Regions from separate parts of the Homo sapiens genome. Here region 2 is linked to region 1. A link is a contact called in ENCODE Hi-C or POLR2A ChIA-PET data. All regions are on one chromosome and are shown on one strand. Each heading gives the region's core, a stretch centred on a gene start or an enhancer-like site at or near the end of the contact. The rest is flanking DNA. Distances are from core to core; before and after follow the strand shown.

Region 1 (4,544 bases), core at 1,224-3,723:
CGAAGTATATCTTTTTGTTGTTTTTGTTGTTGTTGCCTGTGCTTTTAACGTCATATACAAGAAATCATTGCTAAATCCAACGTCATGAAGATTTCCCCTATGTTTTCGTCTAAGAGTATTATAGTTTTAGCTCTTCAGTTTACATCTCTGATCCATTTTGAATGAATTTTTGTATATGGTGTAAGGCTGCACTTTACTTTTTGTATATGGATATTCAGTTTTCCCAATGCACTTCATTTGGAAATAATTTCCCCCCATTCCCTGCTGGTTTACTACTCTCAATTGGATAGTAAAACCAATTAAACCAATATGTATTTTTTTTTTAAATGGTGTCTCACTCTGTCTCCCAGGCTGGAGTGCAATGGCATTATCTCAGCTCACTGCAACCTCCCCCTCCCGGGTTCAAGCAATTCTCGTACCTCAGCCTCTGGAGTAGCTGGGATTACAGGCAGGCGCCACTATGCCCAGCTAATTTTTGTATTTTTAATAGAGATGGGGTTTCACCATGTTGGCCAGGCTGGTCTCGAACTCCTGACCTCAGGTGATCCGCCCGCCTTGGCCTCCCAAAGTGCTGGGATCATAGGGTGAGCCACGGTGCCCAGCCTCTTAAAAAAAAAAAAAAAGAGATGGAGTCTCACTATGTTGTCCAGGCTGGTCTCTTTTTTACTTCCTTTTTTTTTTTTTTTTTTTTTTTGAGACGGAGTCTCACTCTGTCACCCAGGCTGGAGTGCAATGGCGCGATCTCGGCTCGCTGCAAGTCCGCCTCCCGGGTTCACGCCATCCTCCTGCCTCAGCCTCCAGAGTAGCTGGGACTACAGGCGCCCGCCACCACGCCCGGCTAATTTTTTTTGTATTTTTAGTAGAGATGGGGTTTCATCGTGTTAGCCAGGATGGTCTCAATCTCTTGACCTCGTGATCCGCCCACCTCGGCCTCCCAAAGTGCTGAGATTACAGGCGTGAGCCACCGCGCCCGGCCCAGGCTGGTCTCAACTCCTTGGCTCAAGCTATCCTCCCACCTCAGCCTCCCAGTGAGTGGGGATTGCAGGCGTGAGCCACTGCGCCCGGCCAAAACCAATTCTATACATTTGTTTTTTTCTTTTCCGACTTTTGAAAACCATGACAAAGGGAGGTTTCTTCCCCCCAATACCAAACCTGGTGCCTTTTAAGCTCTCTGTAGGAGCTGAGTATGCCCTAGTTGAACTTAAGCCAACTACACAGAAATACCTGCAGGGACCAGGGAGCATATTCCTCCTCCTGTCAAATGCCTGGTGAAGGCAACTGTGATTATCAGCTTAGCAGATGAAAAAGTAGGGCTGCATTCCTTCAGTTGTTGGACCCAAATTCTGCCAGATTCTGACAAAGGGCTTAAAAGGAAGAATGTTTAGGCCAGGTGCGGTGGCTCACGCTTGTAATCCCAGCATTTTGAGAAGCCGAGGCGGGCGGATCACGAGGTCAGGAGATCGAGACCATCCTGGCTAACATGGTGAAACCCCGTCTCTACGAAAAATATATATAAAAAAATTAGCCGGGCGTTGTGGCGGGCGCCTGTAGTCCCAGCTACTCGGGAGGCTGAGGCAGGAGAATGGCGTCAACCCGGGAGGCGGAGCTTGCAGTGAATCGAGATCGCGCCACTGCACTCCAGCCTGGGCGACAATGAGAGACTCTGTCTCAAAAAAAAAAAAAAAAGAAGAAGATGTTTAGGACATGGTTTTTGGAGTCAGAGACGTATGTTCAAATTCTGGCTTCACTATTTTATAGTCTTTGGGCATATGCCCTTTATGTACCCTTGAAGATGTTGCTTAACCTTCCTGAGCCTCAGGTACCTCATCTTTAAAATGGGGATAATGTCTCGGGCCTAGCTGCGAGTCTCTAGTCAGTGCTCAGTAAAAAGTAGCAGACATGATTGAAAACTCGTTTTCCTCTTACAATTGAAGATAGGAACCTTTTCAAGAGCAAGCACCAGGCACCGAATTTAACGACTGGTTGCATTTCTAGGTGATCCAAGACCGTTTGCCCCCGGTCTCCCTGGCAGCACAGCGGTAGGAGATAAGAATGATATGACACCATGCTTGCAAAGTGCTCACAACACACTCCGGCGCTTAAAAAACGAGAGCTGAGTCATGGATGCCCAGTTTCCCCATCCGTAAAATGAGCAAGTTCGATCACTTGAAACGACATTCTTGGATCTTGGATGACTCAGATTTTCCAGGTACATGAGGAAAGGCACCCAGAGGGAAGGAGGAGGAGTGGCAGTGCTGCGACCAAGCCCAGGTTTAGCGAAACCTACAGCTCCACTAGTTCCCCTACCTCCGCAGGTGCCAAGCGGGTTAGGTGGGGAGTAGCCACAGGGCGGAGCTTAGTCGGCTCCGCCCCCAACCCGCGCTTTTCTCATTGGCCCACTGAACTCGAGACTCGTGACGCCTTAAGCGTGCGCCCAGCGTGTGAAGGGGGCGTGGCACGCTGAGAAGGAGCAGACAAGATGGCGACGTCCGTGGGGCACCGATGTCTGGGATTACTGCACGGGGTCGCGCCGTGGCGGAGCAGGTATAGCAGCGCGGAGAGACTACCTTGGGGCGTGGGGCAACCTGGACCAAGCTGGGGTCTGAAGAGAGATGTTTCTGTGTCGCGGGCTCGCTCTGAGGCGAGCTCGGGTGGAGACGGAGCCACCTTCACCTCGAGCTTAGGAGCAGGTGCGACTGCTCCTGCGTAGGGCGGTCCGGATTTACTTAGGGTGTGGCCTAGAAGCTCGCGCTTTGCCCTTTCCAGCTAGGTGGAAGTTCACGAGGGACAAAAATCAGATGAAATAGGCTACCTGCCCGTCTCTTGAGTCGAGGCAGGGCTTTCAGATGTTCAGATGCCATTTTCTCGTGTGTTCGTTTTCGTAGAAGGAATGATGTCCTGTGGGAAGGACACTAGATTGAGTGTCAGGCAACTTTCATTTCTGGATCTTAGTCTTTGAAGCTAGAGGGTTAGGTTAGGTAATCTCAAAACAATATGTTATGGGGCTAGAGTCTTGGTTACCCTTGTGACCCCCAGCTGTTAGATTCTTAGAAATGTGGGAGACTTGAGGGGTCTTCTGAGTCCAGCTGTCTCTCTTTGGAGTTAATGAGATTGAGGCTCCGAGAGAGGGAGGGATTTGCTCAAGTTCACCTAGCCAGTTTGTAGCAGAGCCCGGACCCCCATCAAGGTACCCCCTCACGCGACGATCTTTCTCTCAGGCTGCCCGCCGTGAGGGCAGTGGTTATACAGAAAATAGCTTAGAGCATTTGGAGTGTCGGAAAATGGATTAAAATGTAGCTGTGATTCAGAGTCGGCTGCCTGGTGTCATTTCAAAGAGCTAAGATTTGAGAGATGCGCCATACTTGTGTGTTTCCTACAGGGTTCATTTTGTCAGCGTTGATCAGAGGATAACCTATTGTTTTGGGAGGAGACGGACACTGGATTTGGACTGAGAGGGAACAGAAACCATCATTGGTCTTGTTATGAAAGCGTCACTCTTTCATCATTAACTGTACAGAAATGATTATCTCTCAGGAGAGGGCTCTGCATTGTGGTGGTAACTGTTAGAATTTGGGCAGGAGACTTTGTTTTCAATGTTATTACCAGGCGTGCTGTGTATGAGTCAACCCTGAATTCATTTAAAGTGTGTCACAGGCTGGGCGCGGTGGCTCACGCCTGTAACCTCAGCACTTTGGTAGGCCAAGGTGGGTGGATCACTTGAGGTCAGGAGTTCGAGACCAGCCTGGCCAATGTGGTGAAACCCTGTCTCTACTAAAAAATACAAAAATTAGCCGGGCATGGTGGCAGGCACCTGTAATCCCAGCTACTTGGGAGGCTGAGGCAGGAGAATTGCTTGAACCTGGGAGGCGGAGGTTGCAATAAGCCAAGACTGCGCCGCTGGAGTCCAGCCTGGGCGACAGAGTGAGACTCTGTCTCAAAAAAATTAAAAATAAATAAAGTGTGTCACGAATTGAAAGGACTAAAATGAGACTCTTAAAAAATTGTTTTTTGTTGTTGTTATTTGTTTTGGAAGTCAGAGCCTCACTCTGTTGCCCAAGAGGGAGTGCAGTGGTGTGATGATGGCTCACTGCAGCCTCCACCTCCTGGTCTCAAGCAGTTCTTCCACCTCAGCCTCCTGAGTAGCTAGGACCACAGGTGCACGCCACCCCGCCCAGCTGCATTTTTTTTGGGGGTGGGGGTGGAGACAGGGTTTCACCATGTTGCCCAGGCTGGTGTTGAACTCCTGGGCTCAAGTGATCCACCCACTTTCACCTCTCTAAGTGCTGGCATTACAGAAGTGAGCCATCGCAGTCCACCTAAAATAATTTTTTTAAATGATGAGAGGAGGCTGTACCTCAGTCACCATCATTAAAAGGGAAAGAAAAAAAGCTATGTTTTAGTACCAGTGTAGATAGATAAGGCTAGACTTAGATGCAGTGGGTGAGAGAGATGAAGATTTGGGTACAATAAGAAACCTTAATTTTCAAAGGTATTCTATATCAAGATAGAAATGATATTAATACACAAACCAAAAAGATAACATT
Region 2 (4,544 bases), core at 1,044-3,543, 500 kb after region 1:
TTCTCAAACTTATTATTAGCATCAAATCCTTTTTTCAGAGCCACTTCTTCAGACCAGTGGCCTGAAGAACATACTTATGAGAATGTCAATTCAGACACTTCTTTAAAAGGAAACTTTTAGATCGAGAAGTTCTAAAAACTCCAACAAATTAAGATCATTTTACCCAGTACCTGGATAACATCTGAATAAGCATTTCACAACTTTTTTATTTTTTAATCTTGGGAAACACAAGTCGATAACTGGCAGGAAGTTTTGGCTCAACCCTAACTTTTGTGGCGGCGGGGGAGCAAGTCAGCAGAACTGGGTCATAATATGGAGCCTCTGCTCCCTAAGACAACATAAACATTCCTAAGCATTCTAGCAGGTGTTGAAAAAGTGATTTAGGCAGAGCTTTGTAATGCACAAAATAAGGACATAATAATGTTTGATTAGAAAACCAAAGGTATGCTAGAGGCCAGGCACAGTGGCTTACACCTGAAATCCCAGCACTTTGGGAGGCTGAGGCAGGCGGATCACTTGAGGTCAGGAGTTCGAGACCAGCCTGGCCAACATGGTGAAACCCCATCTCTACTAAATACTCAAAAAAAAAAAAAAAAAAGCTGGAACTTGTCATGTGTGTGAACTGGCAAGTCAAGTCTATAAGAGGACTGTTTTTATATGATGCATGGAAAGCTAGCCAACAGACTGCAAAAATTCTCTCACATCTATACACATATTGCTGAAGAGAGGATTCAAGCAGGGATTATGTTCCAGGGAAGAGAAGGCTGGTCTGAACAACCTCAAGGGGTGCTTTCAACTGAGAGTCCTCAATTTTGTGATTCAGAGTTCACTGGCTTCTCCTGGTCAAACATAAAATCTTCAGAGGCATTTCCAACTTGTTCTTAGAAAAAAGCTACTAACCCATGGGGTGGGACCCAGTTTACTTATTCATTCAATAAACATTTAAGGTGCCTCTATCAGATATTGGGTCATTCCAAAGTCCTTGAAAAGAAGGATGGTGCACAGGACAACCAGGAAGAGATTATGTAAGGTCAGATGCATTGGCCTTATTTACAGGAGATGTAGGCTAAAGTGATGGAAGTGTCAAAAGAGAAGAAAAAAGTCACATTTGCCTTGAGAGCAGAGTCAGCACCAGAAAGATGCAGAACAACTCCTTGGAATCACAGACTTTCAAGTTGGAAAGGACCTTCATCTAATACCTATATACCTCCCTCGAAAGGAGGCACGGAGGCAATCCATTCACTCCATCGGTGGTCACCTCTGACGATTCTTCCATTTAAGTTCTTCTATTAAGCAAAAATCTTGCCTTCCTGTAGAATTCACCTGTTAGTCCTAGTTCTGCCTCTTTTAGCCTAAAGATGAAGTGGAAGCCCTCTTTGCCGTAACAGTATTTTCAATTTTTAAAAAGTTAATTCCCTTCCAGTGCTCTCTTTACTGAGCTAACCATTCCAGTTCTTTCAAAGTTCCTGAACTGGCACCAGCTGCCTCAAAGCGAAGAATGGATATCTAGTGCTCACAGCAGGAAAGCACTTAAAATCAATGAGCTTCAAACATTAGTATATACAGGACCCCCCTACGCATAAGTTCAGATTCTAAACCAGAAGTCTGAATTGAGTCCCGCGCTGTAAAGCCGGCATCTCAGAGAATTACAAAGCAGATGGTGTAAGAACCATATTTTGAAAAACACTGCCCCGTTTTAGAGACGAGAAAACTGAGGCCCAGCACAGGGAAGAGATTTGGCCCAGAACGCACAATTGTCTGTCGGTGGCGAAGTCTCGAATCCAGGTCTCTTACTTTCAGCCCAACTCTGTTCACCGCGCTCCCCGGCCTCTGCTTCTCCACTCAGGGCAAACTCGTGAAATGCACTCCCAGATGATAGAGGCGGTCTCGCACGGGGGATAGAATGGGAATCAGTGCCCATGCCTCGAAAGGAGAGCTTGTGGGAGCCCTTCTCTTTCGCAAGGCCTCAGTTTCCCCAATCTGTATTCATGGGACGCAGAACCACAACGCCAGCTCGTCCTCTTTTCGGGGACAGACACGACCGGTCTTGCTGTCTCTGGGCCCCTGGGCTCAGATGTTCAAGCCCGTGTGTCCTGGGAAGGCGGACCCGGGTCTCCCGCCCCCGTCCCTAAACTTTGGCGCCCCCGCCCCAACCCCAGCCCCTCACATACCTGCCTCCGCACAGTTAACGCCAGCCCAGTCAATCAGTTTTTCGGGTACACGGCCAATACTAACGCCGCGTCAATCTGTTGGGTAAGACCTCCGACCCCTCCTACGCGGACTCCAGTCACATGACGCGGAGCCGCCCCTCTCGGAGGGACTTCCGGCCCCAACCGGAAGAGGTTAATTTCCATGGCTGAAGCTCTAAGGTTCCGCCTGCGGGCAGGAAGCGGAGGAACCTTGGAGCTTCGGCAGCTTTTCAAAGAGCTTTGGGTTCGGGGCTCCTAAAAGAAAAAAACTGATTCCGGCCGGGCGCGGTGGCTCCCACCTGTAATTCCAGCAGTTTGGGAGGCCGCGGCGGATGGATCACTTGAGGTCAGGAGTTCGAGACCAGCCTGGCCAAAATGGTGAAACCCCTCTGTACTCAAAATACAAAAAGTAGCCGGTCGTGGTGGCGCACACCTGTAATCCCAGCTACTCGGGAGGCTGAGGCAGGATAATCGCTTGAACCCGGGAGGCGGAGGTTGCAGTGAGCTGAGATCGCACCACTGCACTCTAGCCTGGGCGTCAGAGTGAGACTCCGTCAAAAAAAAAAAAAAAAAAGAGAGAGAGAAAGAACTAACTCATTCCGGAAAGTACCAGATAAACTTGGAACATCTTGTTACACCAGAATATAAGGATGATGGTAATAAGAATCATGGGAATGTGTCAAAGAACACAGGAGCTGTCTTTAAGGAGATCTTACTGGCCAAGTCAGGGCAATTTCAGAATCAAAATATGGAGTGATAGTAATAGAGTATAACTAATTGAATAAAATAGTAATCCATGAGTCTTTACAAACATAAAGAAGTGAGCATATTAATGGGTGAAGGGAAAGTCTTCCTTTTAGTAGAATGCTAGCTAATAAACATGGTGGAATTAGGAAATCAATAATGTGTGGTAAAACTAGAGAAACGGGATGTTTACAACAGCAAAAGTGTCTCCCATAAATTAGCTATTGATTACAAAGGGAAAATGGTGATGTTACAGAGGTTTAACCTAGCAGAACAAACAGATCAAAGTGATCAAAGTTAACACCACTAGTTAATGGGTCAGATCAAGGGCCTCCTAATAAAATGCACTGAGAACACATCTGTGGTATTTCTGTCAAAAGTGCACCGTACACATCTCATGAGGAAGTGCTAGAGAACCCCAAATGAAGGACACTGTCTACAAAATAACTCATTGTCATGAAAAACAGAGAAAAGCTGAGGAACTGTTCCAGTTTAAAGGAGACTAAAGAAGCATGACAACAAAATGTGGTGTGTGATTCTAAATAGGACCCTGGACTGGGGTAGTGGTGGTGGTGGAATAGTTGTAATGGACAATATTGGGACAAGTAATGAAATTTGAATATGGATTGTGGATTAGCTGTTAATACATATTGTATCAAATCACATACTGATAGGTGATGGAGCTTGTGATTTGCACTCAAGCAGTCATTGGAGTTCTTGACAGCCATCTTCATTCATTCAACAAGCATTTATTAAGTACCTACAGTTATCCCAGGAACGGTTAGGGATCGGACCTGAGTAGGAGGTGAACATAGTAGATAAAGGCCGGCGCGGTGGCTCACGCCTATAATACCAGCACTTTGGGAGGTCGAGGCAGGCAGATCACCTGAGGTTAGGAGTTCGAGACCAGCCTGGCCAACATGGTGAAACTCATCTCTACTAAAAATACAAAAATTAGCCAGGCGTGGTGGCGGGCACCTGTAATCCCGGCTACTTGGGAGGCTGAGGCTGGAGAATTGCCTGAACCCAGGAGACAGAGGTTATAGTGAGCCAAGATCGTGCCATTGCACTCCAGCCTGGGCGACAAGAGTGAAACTCCATCTCAGAAAAAAAAATAAAAAATAGTAGATGAAATAAGCTCATAGATGAAAGTCCTAGTCTGCCAGCCACCTTTGCAAGTTCCTGTGATCAAGAAGTAATACAAGGGATGTTTCCAGTCACACAAACCTGGATTTGAAACCAAGCGCTAAGAGAAAAACAGCCCCTGACATCCAGGAGATGGTCTGGCACTCACAAATAGACCTTGGTGTGTTCTCTTATTGAACATAAAAACTTCACAGAACATCAACATCAAACAAAGCCACTATGTGACCATGATGGATCAAGACAATAACAAAACCACTTGAATCATGTCTAAACCCAGACAAAACATGAGCATTGTTCGAACTACAAAAATGGCCAAACATTTCCCTATTCTGGCTTGTATAGAGATTATAGATTTAGCCTCGGTCTACTCTTCCCTCCTTCTAAATAATGTTTATCAAGGTACTCACTCATAGGCAGCATCCAATCCAGAAAACCCCATTTTCTTAAGCCCTCGTCCAAATCACC

The links. Hi-C counts contacts between places; a loop is a spot of excess contacts on that map. ChIA-PET counts read pairs that join two places held with the same protein, here RNA polymerase II (POLR2A). Pooled maps may share reads with other maps.
Region 2: a loop to region 1 is called in a pooled map, with 6 times the contacts of the local background. The contact joins the promoter of RNF185 here to the promoter of PISD in region 1. A Hi-C loop is called at or near these places in 5 of 50 pooled maps. POLR2A ChIA-PET finds 5 or more read pairs at or near these places in 2 of 52 experiments (GM10248 and PC-9).

Annotation. Positions count from the first base shown.
Region 1 is chr22:31,660,144-31,664,687 of GRCh38, reverse strand. It overlaps PISD (phosphatidylserine decarboxylase), which reads left to right and starts at 2,473. Exons shown (of 8, transcript NM_001326411.2): 1 at 2,473-2,544. The coding sequence starts at 2,480. RefSeq lists enhancers at 2,433-2,732, 2,973-3,022, 2,240-3,439, 3,413-3,552, 2,848-3,741 and 1 more.
Region 2 is chr22:31,157,931-31,162,474 of GRCh38, reverse strand. RNF185 (ring finger protein 185) reads right to left here and starts at 2,293. Exons shown (of 7, transcript NM_152267.4): 1 at 2,172-2,293. It overlaps MIR3928 (microRNA 3928), which reads left to right and starts at 2,356; the gene lies at 2,356-2,413.